2 separate regions of the Homo sapiens genome follow, and region 2 is linked to region 1. The links are chromatin loops, found by intact Hi-C in ENCODE. Cell type or tissue: PC-3. All regions are shown on one strand. Each heading gives the region's core, and the rest is flanking DNA. Links, peaks and the distances in the headings are about the cores only. Region 1 has its middle 22 kb from the start of RAB10. Region 2 overlaps RAB10 (RAB10, member RAS oncogene family).

Region 1 (8,338 bases), core at 32-8,031:
ACTTACAGATGAAATGGAAACAATGTTGCGTCTCAAGATAGCTCCTCCTCTCCTCCTGCCATGTTTAACACTCTCACTGTTCCCAGCTGGTGTCTGCTCAGGGAGTTCATGCTAATTTTAATTTTCTCTAGTTATTAGCTTATTTGAGAGAAGAACTTGTGCCTATTGTTCTCTACTCCTTATAAGGGCCTAACCCACTGTTGAACACATTTTAAGTCTGCAGTACATCTTTGTTGGTTGTTTTAAAAATGATCTTCTGAGCTGGGTGCAGTGTGCATACCTACAGTCCCAGCTACTCAGGAGGCCAAGGTGAGAGGATTGCTTGAGCCCAGGGGTTTTAGACCAGCAGGGCAACATAGCAAGACCCTGTCTCTAAAACAAAGTAACCAAAAGTAATCTTCTGGCTGGGCATGGTGGCTCATGCTTGTAATCCCAGCACTTTAAGAGGCCGAGGTGTGTGGATCACCTAAGGTCAGGAGTTTGAGACCAGTCTGGCCAATATGGCAAAACCTCATCTCCAATAAAAATACAAAACTTAGCAGGGAATGGTGGCGCATGCCTGTAATCCCAGCTACTCAGGAGGCTGAGACAAGAGAATCACTTGAATCCGGGAGGCGGAGGTTTGCAGCGAGCTGAGATCGTGCCACTGCACTCCAGCCTGGGTGACAAAGTGAGACTCAGTCTCAAAAAAAAAACCAACAAAAAACCAAAACAAACAAACAAACAAACAAACAAAAAGACACCACATACAGGAATAAAATGTACTGAGGAGACAAAAGAGTGTCAACCCAAGGATCTCTTTCAGAGGGGTTCCCTTAACTCTGGCAGGCCATGAGGATGATGCCTGGGAGCCCCAGGATTCTCCTGTTACTTTCTTGTGTCCTCAGAAACCACCCTGGTGACTCAGTAACACAAACCTAGGGTGTTGAGTGGGTGGGGCACCGCTTCCCACCCCAGTTTATCTGGTTTTCCCAGGCAGAATAGTACACTGAAGCTGTAGGCAAAGAGGAAGCCCAAGATAGGGGAAGGCCAGGGTGTTGGTTCCTCAGTTTGTTGAAATCAGAGTCATGAAGCAAGACAAGCCAGGGCTTGCTCAGCATTTCTCCTTCCTGGCATGGGTTCACCTCAGCCCCAATTCAGTGGCAGCTCTGTTGGTTCAGAGGGGTGAGGTATCCAAGAGGAGGAAGCTTGTACAATCCTGCTAGCAGGGGAGGGCTGATGGTAGGGTGGAGTTTCAAAGGAAGCCTCTGACATCTGACAAAGGCTGAGTCAGTTATATTGCCCCATCTCTGAATCTGGCTTCTCCTGCTCCTCTACCCTACCCATCCTGCCTTCCAGACACACCAAAGTTCTTTTTATCCCTGACCATGACAGGCATGGCTGCTGTGTGCAGCTTCATAGGTTGTGCACTGCACAGTTCCAGGAGGTGCTATTCCCATAGACAAAGGAGTGAATAACAACTCCAAGAATCATGCACAATTGTACCAGGCAGCCCCGAGCCAAGCCCTTTTATGACTTCCTTCCTTTCCACATATTGCTTCCCCTGCCACAACTGCCCTTGTTTGCCTTTCCTCCCCCCATTTCTTTATATGGTGCAACATCTAACACTTAGTTCTCAAATTCTGCCCAAATATAATCCTGGTGAACACAAACATAACAGAATGCATATGGAAGACCTGACATACAGGAGTCTCGAACTGGCACATTGCCAGCTCATTAAGCTTGGTAGTTTTATTATGCCTGTGGGGTGTTCTAAAAGGTAATGTAAGTAAAGTCCATTAGAACAGCTAAGATGAAAAATACACAATACTAAGTGTTGGTGAAGATGTGGAGCAACTGGAACTCTCATACATTGCTAGTGGGAGTGTAAACTGGATAGCTACTTTGGGAAACTAGCGGTATCTACTAAAGTAGAAGAGATACCTAGTCATGATCTAGCAGTTCCTAGAAATACATACACATGTACTCCTAGAAATATGCATACATACATAGGCTTCAAAAAAAGTGCAAAAATGTTCACAGCAGCACTATTTATAATAGCCCCAAACTAGAAACAACTCAAATACCCATCAACCTTAGAATAGATGAATAATATGGTATATTAATAAAATGGGGATGGGCACAGTGGCTCATGCTTGTAATCCCAGCACTTTGGGAGGCCAAGGTGGGTGGATCACCTGAGGTCAGGAGTTCGAGACCAGCCTGACCAACATGGTGAAACCCCATCTCTACTAAAAATACAAAATTAGCCGGGTGTGGTGGCACATGCCTGTAATCACAGCTACTTGGGAGGCTGAGGCAGGAGAATTGCTTGAACCCGGGAGGTGGAGGTTGCAGTGAGCTGAGATTGTGCCATTGCCCTCCAGCCTGGGCAATAAGAGCACAACTCCGTCTCAAGAAAATACAAATGGCTGGGCACGGTGGCTCACGCCTGTAATCCCAGCACTTTGGGAGGCCAAGGCAGGCAGATCATGAGGTCAGGAGATCGAGACCATCCTGGCTAACACGGTGAAACCCCATCTCCATTAAAAATACAAAAAATTAGCCGAACGTGGTAGGGGCACCTGTAGTCCCACCTTCTCAGGAGGCTGAGGCAGGCGAATGGCGTGAACTGGGAGGCGGAGCTTGCAGTGAGCCGAGAACTCGCAAATGCACTCCAGCCTGGGTGACAGAGCAAGACTCCGTCTCAAAATAAATAAATAAATAAAAATAAAATAAAATAAAATAAAATGAGATGTAGGCCGGGTGAGGTGGCTCATGCCTGTAATCCCAGCACTTTGGGAGGCCTAGCTGGGTGGATCACCTGAGGTCGGGAGTTCGAGATCAGCCTGACCAACATGGAGAAACCCCATCTCTACAAAAAATACAAAATTAGCTGGCTGTGGTGGTGCATGCCTATAATCCCAGCTACTTGGGAGGCTGAGGCAGGAGAATCGCTTGAACCCGGGAGGCGGAGGTTGCAGTGAGCCAAGATTGCACCATTGTACTCCATCCAGCCTGAGCAACAAGAGTGAAACTCCATCTCGAAAAATAAATAAAATAAAATAAAATGGGATGTTACATAGCAGTGAAAGGAATTATTTCTTCACACAACACACAGAAAAGGTCAGACACAAAAGAATACATACTGCAAGTTCAAAAACAGGCACTATGGTGTTAAAAATTAGAAAAGTGGCTCCCCCGTGAGGATGGGTAGTGATTGGAAAGGAGCATGGCGTTTCTGATGTGCTGGTAATATTCTATTTATTAATGTGAGAGGTGGTTGCACAGGTGTGTTTATTTTGTGAAAGTTTATTGAGCTGTATACACTTAGGATTTGTGTGCTTTTGTGTATGTGTGTGATGCTTCAATAAAAACAATTACTTAACAGAAGAAGACAATGTCTACTTTTTGCCATGATGAAGGAATGGGGTCTAGATTTATCCTCTCCTTAATCAAGCAAAAAGTTGAATGAAATATATGAAACAGTGGTTTTAAGACATTGGTCATTGGTCAACAGGGAACTCAGGACAGTGATCCTTAAGAGAAGGGAAACCAAGGAGGTGAGCAGAGCAGATGTCCCAGCTGGAGAGAGTGTCCAAGCTATAGCACAGAGAACGTGGGCTCCTGGAGACCTGCAGAGGAGTCCCCTGACTTTTTTATTTTTGAGACAGGGTCTCACTTTGTCACCGAGGCTGGAGTGCAGTGGTGCGAACATGGCTCACTGCAGCCTCAACCTCCTGAGTAGCTGGGACTATAGGTGCAAGCCACCACACCTGGCTACTTTTTGTATGTTTTGTAGAGACAGGATTTCATCATGTTGCCCAGGTTGGTCTCAAACTCCTGAGCTCAGGTTATCTGCCTGCCTCAGCCTCCCAGAGGGCTGGGATTACAGGCGTGAGTTATTGCGCCTGGCTTCCCCTGATTCTTTGGGTTCCAATCAGTCACGTGTGTGAAGAAACTACTGACACACTGGGGAAAGGAACCCTGGAGAGGAGGAGGAAATGGATCCGTCAGCAGAGCTTACACAGGCTGGGGAGAGCTGGTGTTCCCATTAACTAGAGTAGAAAGACCTTCCAACCCACTGGGCATAGAGTGACACACACTGAGGCTGTGAGGCTAAACCTGCAGCAGTGAGAGAAGTAGTGGGTCTTAAGTCTAAACACGGCCTCTCAGGGGCCAGGTCAGACTAGAGGGAAATTTGATCTGCTAAATCCTCTGAGATTGAGCTAAAGCTTCTTAAGTCTTCCTGGTATGCATGAGACAGGGAGGGTCTTAGAACCTCGGGTACAGCTGAGCCTGTGTGCAGGAATTCAGTAACCCCAGGTGTGGACTATCAGTTTGAAGTTATCTATTGATATGTTTGTTTTTCTCTTATGCGTCATCCCCTCATCAGCGCGTGCACTCTGTGAGGATAGAGATCTTATCTGACTGTGTCACAAGGGCTCCGACCAATGCCTGGCACGTAAATGGCACTCAATAAATATTTGTTGAACTGATGTTGAATGAATAAACTCGCTCTAAACCAAACCCACGAGGGAGAAACCAGATGCAGCATTATTCATTCATTCTGTGAAATGTAATTGACAATAGGCCCGAAGAAACCCCTGTCAGCACATTCCTTGCTTTGTGGAAGGCACACTTCAGAAGCTCAAAGTATATCCAAGAGTCACTTTGTAAATACAGAGTAGGGCTAAGGGGACTTGAAAGATCTTAAGAGCCTGTGTCACTGAGCTATGGCACCCCGATGAGTCATGCTTTCCCACACAGGGACAGGCATCCCTTGCCAAACAGGATCCTGCCTTGCCCAGCACTGGCCTCTCTTCCCTGTCACCGTGGGAGAAACACTGACAGTCTGTCCTCTCCCACTTCTCTTCTCGGTACTCCTTATCAATCATAATGCTTCGGTCCTTTCTACTTGACCTCACATAACAGTGTCTTAGATTACACAGTGTCCCTTACTCGTTACATTTTCCATGTGAATTTGGCCACAATTTCATACATCCTGCAAAAGACAAAATAACCTAGACATGGATCAAGACCTCTCACTACCTAAGTTGCAAAGTCCCTCAGTCACTGTCTCTCGATTTCCCTATCTTTAGAAAATGAAATAATGTACCTTTTCCATCTAGCCTACAGGGCTGTTAAGCAAAAACAAACAAACAAACAAAAAACTGAAGAACATGAATATGAGTGGCTCAGAAGTTGTGATTTAGGCCAGGCACGGTGGCTCACACCTGTAATCCCAATACTTTGGGAGGCCGAGGCGGGCGAATCACGAGGTCAGGAGTTCGAGACCAGCCTGGCCAACATGGCGAAACCCCATCTCTACTAAAAATACACAAAATTAGCTGGGCGTGGTGGCAGGTGCCTATAGTCCCAGCTACTCGGGAGGCTGACGCAGGGGAATCACTTGAACCCGAGAGGCAGAGGTTGCAGTGAGCTGAGATCGTACCACTGCACTCCAGCCCAGGTGACAGTGGGAGCGAGACTCTGTCTCAAAAAAAAAAAAAAAAAAAGTTGTGATTTAACCTTTCTAATTAAAGTTCTATACTAGATTTGCCACTAATGAACTACATGACATGAGATCATTTTGTCAGATGCTTAGCCCAGCATCTTATTCTTAACAAGCCTCCAGGAAATATTTATTATTGACATGGGCTCTATTGCCATGAACTGAGATACCTCCCACTTTCCCAAGGAGCATGCTTGAGGAAAAATAGTTGCTTTTTAGGTAACTATTGTGCTTTTGTTTTGTTGAATGCAAATGATATGAGGTGATAAACTTGGGACCATAACTGAATGGTCTGGAAGAAAAGAGGGAATTCAGAAGTTGTATACGGAAAGAGATGAAGGGAGGAAAGTTGGCAATATGGTAGTAAGGGAGAAAACTTTTGGAGGGAGAACAGGTTTAGCTAGTGGAGTGGAGGGATCTAATTAAGCTTTGCTTTATGGTGTGTGATGTAATCCTCTTCTGTCTTCCCATGAAGCCTTCAGTAAAATCTCCTTAGTCATAGGTATTTTTGAATTTGGATGTATTGGAGGGGATGCAAACAAAGTTCTCAGTTTGGACTTGAGTTGTATAAGGAGTGAGAGCAAAGACCAATCATCTCCTGGTTATATTATCAATTTTAAAATGAGGAGGTGAGGCCGGGCCTGGTGGCATATGCCTGTAATCTCAGCACTTTGGGAGGCCAAGGCAGGCAGATCACTTGAGGTCAGGAGTTCAAGACCAGCCTGGCCAATATGGTGAAACCCCGTCTCTACTAAAAATACAAAAATTATCTGGGTGTGGTGGCAGTTGCCTGTAATCCCAAATGCTCAGGAGCCTGAGGCAGGAGAATTACTTGAACCTGGGAGGTGGAGGTTGCAGTGAGCTGAGATTGTACCATTGCACTCCAGCCTAGGCATTGCAGTGAGACTATGTCTCAAAAAAAAAAAAAAAAAAAAATATATATATATATATACATAAACACATATATATATACACACACATATATACATAAATATATATATATATATATAGAGAGAGAGAGAGAGAGAGAGAGAGAGAGAGACAGAGACAGAGACAGAGAGAGAGAGACAGAGAGAGAGAGACAAGGTTTCCACCCAGGCTGCAGTGCAGTGGCACAGTCTTGGCACACTGCAACCTCTGCCTCCTGGTCTCAGGTAATCCTCCCACTTCAGCCTCCCAAATAGCTGGGACCACAGGCATGCACCACCATACCCAGCTGATTTTTTTGTATTATTAATTTTGTGGAGATAAAGCTCATCACATTGCCCAGGCTGGTCTCAAACTCCTGGCCTGACATGATCTGCCCGCCTCGGCCTCCTAAAGTGCTGGGATTACAGGTGTGTGCCACTGCTCCCGGCCCACACATTGCAATTGGTTGAAAGTCTCTTTTATCTACAAATCACCCCTCTGACACTTTTTTTTTCCTCACAATTTATTTGTTAAAGAACCAAAGTTATTTATAATAGTGATAAATTGATGAATTATTAAAGTTAGGCTGGGTGTGGTGGTACATACCTGTAATCCCAGTACTTTGGGAGGCTGAGGCAGGAGGATCATTTGAACTCAGGAGTTCAAAAACAGCCTGGGCAATATGGCAAAACCCTGTCTCTACAAAAAATACAAAAATTAGCAGGGTGTGGTGGTGTGCTCCTTTAGTCCCAGCTACTTGAGGGGCTGAGGTGGGAGGATTGCTTGAGCCCAGGAGGTTGAGGCTACAGAGAGCCGAGACTGCGCCACTGTACTCCAGCCTGGGCAACAGAGTGAGACCCTGCCTCAAAAACATAAAAAAATTATTTTTAAGGAATTATTAAAGTTAGATATTATTAAGTCAGCTATATCAGTACAAAATGTAGAGACTTATCTGCAGTTTGTGAAAAAAGGCCTAGGATTTTTAGCTGGCCACAAACCTATTAGAGCAAACATCATGACACAGTTGCCAAAATCCTAATCTACACTTAGGTTACATTAACACCAGTACATGTGTACAATGAAAAATGTGGTCGTCTTTTCTACTACACCAGGTCAAACCATGCCTGGCATATCATGCCTGATTGTGGCTCCCACACTTTAAGAGAGATTGAAAAACTGGAGTGATTAGACAAAGTCCTGACGCTGGTAAGAGAGCTATAACATCCCTCCCCTGGCAGGGGAGCCTGGAGGAAAGAAGGGGAAGGGGTAGAGCTGGCTGTTTGCCTGCAGGAGACTCAAGACAGTGGGTCCTTAGCAATGAGAATACACAAAAGGCAGTGATGGGAGAAGGGGCCCTGGAAAACCCACCTTCAGGAGTTTTAAGGCTAAAGAAAAGGAGGAAGAAGGGAATGAGTTAGTGAGAGAGTACACAGAAATTATCAGATCCAACTGTGTGGTAGTAGCCAGTGGGACAGACACAAATTAAGAGTGCATGGAATTATGAAGGGCTGGGCATGGTGGCTCACGCCTGTAATCCCAGCATTTTAGGAGGCCAAAGCGGGCAGATCACTTGAGGTCAGGAGTTTGAGACCAGCCTGGCCAACATGGTGAAACCACGTCTCTAATAAAAATACAAAAGTCAGCCGGGCATGGTGGCGGGTACCTGTAATCCCAACTACTTGGGAGACTGAGGCAGGAGAATCGCTTGAACCCGTGAGGCGGAGTTTGCAGTGAGCCGAAATCATGCCATTAAGCTACAGCCTAGGATACAGGGTGAGACTTCATCTCAAAAAAAAAAAAAGTGCATGGAATTATGAAGTCAGGACTGTGGTGTGGTCTGGGCTGGCAGACGACCAGAAAACAACTGGCCCATGTAGGTATAAATACAATTTATTGGAGACCATTGGTTTGGACTGAGCTCCTGCACTAGGTCCA
Region 2 (8,338 bases), core at 298-8,297, 57 kb after region 1:
GTAGAGTGTTTGTTTTTGTATTTTGAGGTGGGGTCTCATTCTGCCACCCAGGCTGGGATGCATTTCTGCTCATTGCAACCTCCACTTCTGGGCTCAAGCAATCCTCCCACCTCAGCCTCCTGAGTAGCTGGGACTACAGGGGTGTGCCACCACGCCTGGCTAATTTTTTGGGAAAAAAAAATTTTTTTTTTCATTTTTTGTAGAGATGGGGTGTACACCATGTTGCCCAGGGTGGTCTCAAACTCCTGAGCTCAAGTGAACTGCCTGCTTTGGCCTCCCAAAATGCTGGGGTTACAGTGCTGGGAGCCACTGTGCACAGCCTGAAAATAGTTTTTAAATAAGTAAAAATGAACAAATTATTCAACAGATGAACAAATATTTCAACAAATTATGTAATCATTTTAACACCCTCTTTCTCTTTCAAGAATGTTTCAGTTTGGGCTGGGTGTGGTGGCTCATGCCTGTAATCCCAGCACTTTGGGAGGCTGAAGTGGGAGGATCTCTTGAAGCCAGGAGTCGGAGACCAGTGTAGTCAACCTAGCAAGACTCCTGTCTCCACACATGTGCGCACACACTCACTGTCTTAGCTGGGTATGGTGGTGTGTACCTGTAATCCCAGCCACTCAGGAGGCTGAGGCAGGAGGATCTCTTCAGCCCAGGAGTTAGAGGCTGCAGTGAGCTCTGATCGCGCCACTGCAGGCTCTGTAGCCTGGGTGACAGAGCAAGACGCTGGCTCTTTAAAAGAGTGTTTCAGTTTGGATAATAAGTCACATGGTCATTCCAGCCATTAGGCATTCTCAGTTTTTCATTGTGCCCATAGTGAGTATTCAGTGTGTTTGTTGACTGACCAAACAGCAGTGCTTGTTAAAAACATGACTCTAAGAAGAAAGAAAAAAAGAAAAAGAAAAAAAAAACATGACCCAGGTAGAATCATTCTTTGTGCATTTTCATGTGCCTTTATTAGCTGTATCTCTAATGCCATGTTCCTTGTGTTTTTCTGGATTGTTTTCTCCAGTATGGCTATATATATTTAATATAATTTTTTACAGCCCTCTAAGTTGTATTTTATGGTTGATAAGTTGGAAATGGTCAACACTTTCATTTGGCACTTCCCTGTTTGCAAGCTTTTGTTTTCAACAACTACAGTTTGCCAAAGACTTCAAAACCTGAAGGTTTTTTTTTTGTGGCACTTCAGTTTATTGAATACTTTGATTGAATATTTCCAACTGATTAGAAAATATTTAATGATTTTAAAAAACATTCAACCAAAAATCAGAAGACTCATTTATAAAACTTGATACCATTGTAGGACACTTAAGTTGATTTATGAAGTAGTTCTTCAAAGGCTCAAACATTTCCAAAAATATCATTGACATGTAACAGAAATCACATGCTGTCATTTATATGTATTTAATATGTAAATTGTCATCTTGATCACAGATTTTATAGTTCAGTTACTATGTATATTTGTACATTTCCACATCTACAGCGTATCTTTCAGTTGGTAAAATATTATAGTCTTTTTGCATATAGTTATGAGTAATGTATACTCCATAATCATTTCAAGTATATTTTTTGTTTTATCCTTTTTTTGTTTTAGCTTAGTGGGAATATTGTTTTTACCATGACAGTCTACTTAACCAATATTTGTATTCTCATCATCACTAAAACAAAAATTTTATCTTCAGTGTTACATGTTTTTAAACAATTCACAACATACACAGTAATATGAGATGTTTTACTTTGAACAGAGTTAACTTTCAAAAGCTTTATTTTGATTCCATGAATTGGATGAAAGAAATCAAGCAGTTAATGTGATGATGGTTTTTCTATGGAAGAGGTCTCATGATAGTGATAAACTTGCATCAGTTGTCTCTGGGAATTTCTGCTAGTGAAGCCAACATGAACAATTACCGATTTTTTTTTCCAGTGGACAAGAAAACTTGGAATTGAAAAAAAAAGATTAATTTAGAAGAACAGTCATTGGATCTAATTACAAGTTATGTTTCATAGAATGTTTTGTAAAGGCATCTTTTACAGCTGCATGTATTGTCATTTTCAGACACAATTTTACAATAACTGCTTATTGCCTTTGAATTAAATGTTGATTGTATTAGTCTGTTCTCATGCTGCTATGAAGAAATACCAGAGACTGGGTAATTTATAAAGAAAAGAGGTTTGATTGACTCACAGTTCCTCATGGCTGGGGAGGCCTCAGGAAACTTACAGTCATGGTGGAAGGCAGGGCGGCAGGAGAGAGAATGAGAGGAGCGAAGCCCCTTACAAAACCATCAGATCTTGTGAGAACTCGCTATCATGAGAACAGCATGGAGGTAACCACCCCTGTGTTTCAATTACCTCCCACCGGGTCCTTCCCATGACACTTGGGGATTATGGGAACTACAGTTCAAGATGACATTTGGGTGGGGACACAGCAAAACCATGCCATCAATTTTTTTTTTTTTTTTTTTTTTTGATACGGAGTCTCACTCTGTCACCCAGGCTGAAGTGCGGTGGCACAATCTCGGCTCACTGCAGCCTCCACCTCCCAGGTTCAAGTGATTCTTCTGCCTCAGCCTCTTGAGTAGCTGGGACTACAGGCACATGCCACCACGCCAGGCTAATTTTTGTATTTTAGTAGAGATGGGGTTTATCCACATTGGCCAGGCTGGTCTCGAACTCCTGACCTCAAGTGATCCACCTGCCTCAGCCTCCCAAAGTGCTGGGATTATAGGTGTGAGCCACCATGCCGCTCTATTTTTTGTATTTTTTGTAGAGACGGGGTCTCCCTATGTTGCCCAAGCAGGTCTCAAACTCCTGGGCTCAAGTGATCCTCCTGCCGTGGCCTTCCAAAGTGCTAGGTTTACAAGTGTGGACCACCTCACCTAGCCAAATGTTGATGCTTCTTCAGATTTGCTGCTTGAAGTCATTGTTACCACTTTAAATATATACTTGAGTGCATTGCTATCTAAAGGGCTTATTTAAAAATACATAGATTAGTTGTAGATATACACTGTGTAACAATGAAAAGGTCATTGTAGCAAAAGGGGTTTATACTGTATCTGCATACTCTATGAAAGGACCACTCATACACATTTCCTATGTACATATTTTTTCCATGTTTCCTACTGATCTCACTGACAGTATTTTGATGGCTTCTTGTTGGCTGAGGAACTGGCCATGGCACAGATGATGGATGGGGGCAACAGCCTTGAATATTCTCCTTCCAGCAACTGTCAACACCTGAAGGAGGGAGTTAGCTGCCTGTTACCATACTTGATATTGACTTGGTGTCCTAAAAAGGAAAATGTCAATTGTTTCAAATTTGTAAAGGGTTAAGAAAAGAGGCAGACTACCACTAGTCATCTTGTTAGATTTAATCATGTGTTAAAATGTGATAGCTGTTTACAATGCACATCTCACATGACTACTGTGTAAGACCTTGTCAGAAGTTAGAAACACCAATTCAATGTCTGTGAAACCATCAATACTTATTTTGATGCAACTTTGTTAAAAATGTAAAGTCTAAGACAGTAGATTTGTACACGATGTTTGGAAACACCAATCATAAATGAAGACTTGAGGTCAAACAGACTTATGGTCACCATACTTGCAGCAGAATTTGCTGGGGGGTTGATATATGTTCATCAAGTAAACAGAAACATCAAACCAGAGTAGTTCTCTAGTTAGTAAAATGAGAATAAACAGGTTATTAATTAATCTATTTCAGAGGATGGTCAGGTGGCCTAGAGAATGCTGTCCTGGGGAAATGACATTTATACTGCTACATGAGATATGATTAGAAGTTAGGTAGAAGAACATCATTCCAGGCAGAGGAAGTGGGCACAAAAAGGTCCTTAGTAAAGGAGCTTTTTGAGTTCAAAGAACTGAAAGATGATGTGTGTTGCAAATGTGACTTGTGAGGCTAGCAGAAGCAATAGATGTTGAAGACGTGGGTTTGAGCCAGATTGTGCAGAGCCTGGTAGTCCATGCTAAGGATTCGAATTCCATGGAAGGTTTGAGCAGGGATGTGACATGGTTAGATTCAATTTTTAAAAGATGGTTGGCCCAGAAAATGTGGAAAATGGATTGGAGTTGGAATTTTCTAATTAAAGACTTATCAAAGATGTGTTTAAACTCTTACTGTATACTATTTAATCTTTAAGGATTATGAGCGATTATATGTGAAAATACCTGTCAGTGACTGTGACAGTGAGCCTTTAATTTTTTTTTTGAGGTGATCTTTTTAGTGCCAAATACATCAGACAATCCTGAGCCAAGAGACAGAGTTCTGATCATAGTTAATTTGGTTTGTGAGCTTGAGCAAGTCATTTAAACTCTGAGCCTCTTTCTTTATCTGTAAATTGGGCGTGTTTGAGAAATGTGTGCTTAACTTTAATTGTGTTAATCGCTTAACTCTGGTTAACATATGGGCTGAGTCTTGCTGAGTCATTTCCTCAGACGTTGTGGGCAAGGCTTAAAACCAGCTAAGCAAATTTAGTGATGACACATTTTACCTCTTCTGTAGAAGTCAGATGAAAGAGCTGTTTCAAAAATGTTTCACTTATTGTTTTCATGCAGATTATCTCTTCGTGGGGGAGAGAATACAGTACACATAGCTCAGGAACTACTGATGCACTGCCTTCCATTTTAGTGGCAGTTTGAATTTAAGAATTTCTAGTTTGTCTTAAGCTTTTCTGTAATCTCTCACATATATATTCTTAATTTCAACTGATAATTTCTTTCTTAATGTCTAATATAGCCTATTTGCCCTCTGAACAGCATTGAGATGCTTTGAAATTTTAATGCCCAAAAAGTTGGCTTTGGTAAGGTGGTTTTCATTTCTGCAGTAGAACCATGGTTGAGGCTAATGGTCCCATCAGCATTAGCAGGCCTTTGGCTAGTTGCACAGTAAACTGCATGTTTCCCACTAGTAAAAGAGATAACCCCAACAGTTTTAGGATTAATGCTGAGTTGTAGTGTTCTTTGGGATTTACAGATTTTTTTCTATAATTTAAACTTTTTGAGACATATCCTGAGGATAATAGAAGGGCATTTAAAAAAACTTCAACTGGCTGGGCTTGGTGGCTCACACCTGTAATCCCAGCACTGTGGGAGGATCACAAGGTCAGGAGTTTGAGACCAGCCTGGCCAATGTGGTGAAACCCTGTCTCTACTAAAAATACAAAAATTAGCTGGGCATGGTGGTGGGCGCCTGTAATCCCAGCAACTTGGGAGGCTGAGGCAGGAGAATCACTTGAACCCAGGAAGTGGAGGTTGCAGTGAGCCCAGATCGCACCACTGCACTCCAGTCTGGGCGGCAGAGCGAGACTCTGCCCCCCTACCCCCCAAAAAAAAAGAAAAAAGGAAAAACAACTACTCAGATACTTTTTTTTTTGAGATGGGGTCTCACTCTGTTGCCCCGGCTGGAGAGCAGTGGCATGATCTCATCTCACTGCAGCCTTCACCTCTCAGGTTTAAGTGATTCTTCTGCCTCAGCCTCCCAAGTAGCTGGGACTACAGGCACGTGCCACCATGCCCCACTAATTTTTGTGTTTTTAATAGAGATGAGGTTTCGCCATGGTTGGCCAGGCTGCTCTCGAGCTCCTGACCTCAAGTGATCTGCCCTCCCCGGCTTCCCAAAGTGCTGGGATTACAGGCGTGAGCCATCGCACCTGGCCTCCGATACTTTTGACAATAATCTTGGTTTGGGGGAGGTGTGTGTGTGTCAGTCTTAGATTTATATTCACTCTGCATTGTGTTATATTGAGCTATAATGGATGTGCAGCTACACGAATTCTTCTAGAGATCCTTGGACTTGAAATTATGCGTCCTTGGCTTTATCACAGGATGTGGCCTTCTTGGCCTCAGTTTTTCAGAGTAGAGAATTTGCTTTTGGCTTTTCTAGGACGTGTGCAGATGAGAACTTGCTACAGGCAGATATGCTTGAGAGCTCAAAAGGAAATGGTGGGAAAAGACTAGATTAAATCAAGTAGTTGTGTGATTTCAGTGAAGTAGTATTAAATCTGGTTTTATCTGTTTTTCACCTGTTTTAAAACATAGGTACATTTTCACAGTCACTTAAAGTGACTATCTTTTTGAACCTCAAGGATTTTTTTATTCTCGGAATTGAGTTTTGTTCGTTTCATCATACTTAAAATAGTTTAAGAAAAATTTTAGAGTACTGTTTTCCTTCTTGTGAACCTTGTACAATATTATGAAGAGGGCAAGCTATGTAGGTAACTATTATCATTTTACAGGTAAGGAAGCAGAGTTTAATGACCTGCCCTTGATAATATGACAAATATATCAGAGCCAAATCTTAAACATAGCGATGGAAAGCTTTGTAATTATAGAAACATTTGGATTTGTCTTTTGGTTCCACCTAAATTTTCTTACAGTTTAAAAAATGTCTTTTAAGATTATTGCAAGGAGCAAATGAATACATAATAGAAGCATCCCATTGTATGGCATGTAAATTCTCACCAAATGTAATTGTTTCTCAGTGGTTTTCAACATGTGGATCCCCACTGACCACCACCTAGGGAGTTTTTTTGACCAGAAGGTCAAAACTTTTCATAATAATTCTAAGACATTTGCCTTTTTCACTATGTTGATGCTTGTACTGATGGTACAGAAGCAATGGTATGTAAAATTGCTGACCTTAGCATGAATCAAGACAATGGAACCAAGCTGGACTAGTAGTCATTGTATTTACCACCATGTACTCACAAGAGAAAACTAAAATAATTTTCCTCAAGAATATCCTTGATGAAGTAGAATTAATTTTTGTTAAATCTTGACCTTTGAGCATATATCTTTTTGGTGTATGATGAAATGGGAGGTAAATATAAAGCACTTCTGCCTCGTTTTGAGACAGTGATGGTTGTCTCAAGCAAAGGCACTTGTGAAATTGTTTGGATTGGCCACCATTTTTATAGAACATCATTTATCCTTGAAAGAACAACTGGCAAACTATGGTTATTCAGACTTGAGTCCTTGGCAGATACTGTCTTGAATGAATGAAGTGACAGTATTTGTTGCCACTGATAAAATTTATGCTTTTAAGATTGGAATTTTGGCCAGGCGCGGTGGCCCACTCCTGTAATCCCAACACTTTGGGAGGCCAAGGCGGGTGGATCGCCTGAGGTCAGGAGTTCAAGACCAGCATGGCCAACATGGTGAAACCCCATCTCTACTAAAAATACAAAAATTAGCCAGACATGATGGTGGGCACCTGTAATCCCAGCTACTTGGGAGACTGAGGCAGGAGAATTGCTTGAACCTGGGAGGCAGAGGTTGCGGTGAGCCAAGATGGCACCACTGCAACTCCAGCCTGGGTGACAGAGTGAGACTTCATCTCAAAAAAAAAAAAAAGGAAGTTTGGAATTTTGAGCCAGTCAAGGTCACTCTTGCCTGTAATTCCAGCTACCCAAGAGGCTGAAGCGGGAGGATTGTTTGAGCCTGGGAGTTTGAGCCTGAAGTGAGCTGTGATTACACTACTGCACTACAGCCTGGGTGACAGAGCAAGACTCAGTCTCTTAAAAAAATAAATAAATAAAATATATTTGGAAAACTTGTGTCTGCTGCTGTGAGTGTGACAGCTTTTCTGTACATACTCTCTTGATGAGGTCCATGGTGATAATATTATTTTTTTCATATTGTATAATGAAATACGCCAACATTTGGAAGAACTGTGTTAATGAACTATTAATTTCCAAATGACCAATACATGCTGTTATAAAATTGCGCAGATAAAAAGACCTATTCAGAGTGCAAAGTAACTGATGGATTTTAATATAATAGAACATGGCTGGGTGCGGTGGCTCACGCCTGTAATCCCAGCACTTTGGGAGGCCGAGGCGGCTGGATCATGAGATCAAGAGATTGAGACCATCCTGGCCAACATGGTGAAACTGGTCTCTACTAAAAATACAAAAATTAGCTGGGCATGGTGGCACCCACCTGTATTCTCAGCTACTCGGGAGGCTGAGGCAGGAAAATCACTTGAACACGGGAGGTGGGGGTTGCAGTGAGCTGAGATCAAATTACTGCATTCCAGCCTGGCGACAGAGTGAGACTCCATCTAAAAAATACATATATAATAATAATAATAAAAATAATAATAGAACATGAAAACACCATTGACAGGGTTTCAGATTCTACCTTGCAACTAATGTTTAAGAAATTACTGCTTGTTCCTTGTGACTCATGCAAAAAAAGAAGAAAAAAAGAAATTACTTGCTGAGCTTTGTAGTGTTGAAGAATAATGTTTAGGATTATCTGAATAGGTTCTTAAAATACTCCTCCCTTTTCTAGCAACATATCTGTTTGTAGC

Evidence for each region. Hi-C counts contacts between places; a loop is a spot of excess contacts. Peaks named below come from ENCODE experiments on the same cell type or tissue, not always from the same donor. Only the 100,000 strongest peaks of a DNase experiment are listed, where the experiment ranks them.
Region 2: it touches region 1 in a loop (2.2-fold over the local background); 2 of 110 quality-filtered maps call a loop at or near these places.

What each region holds. Positions count from the first base shown.
Region 1 is chr2:26,007,965-26,016,302 of GRCh38, forward strand. No RefSeq gene overlaps it. Among named protein-coding and RNA genes, the nearest start is that of RAB10, 22 kb to the right of the region's middle. RefSeq lists enhancers at 3,330-3,831, 3,832-4,331. In PC-3, for the core only: a CTCF peak has its summit at 3,166; DNase peaks (open chromatin) are centred at 1,147, 4,527, 4,637 and 5,927; H3K4me3 peaks cover 2,465 bases; H3K27ac peaks cover 5,674 bases.
Region 2 is chr2:26,064,326-26,072,663 of GRCh38, forward strand. All of the region lies in intron 1 of RAB10 (RAB10, member RAS oncogene family), which reads left to right. It overlaps LOC105374333 (a long non-coding RNA gene), which reads left to right. Exons shown (of 2, transcript XR_939851.3): 1 at 1-8,338. Among named protein-coding and RNA genes, the nearest start is that of RAB10, 34 kb to the left of the region's middle. RefSeq lists an enhancer at 4,373-4,422. In PC-3, for the core only: no CTCF peak of the experiment used is centred there; a DNase peak (open chromatin) is centred at 4,486; H3K4me3 peaks cover 846 bases; H3K27ac peaks cover 2,488 bases.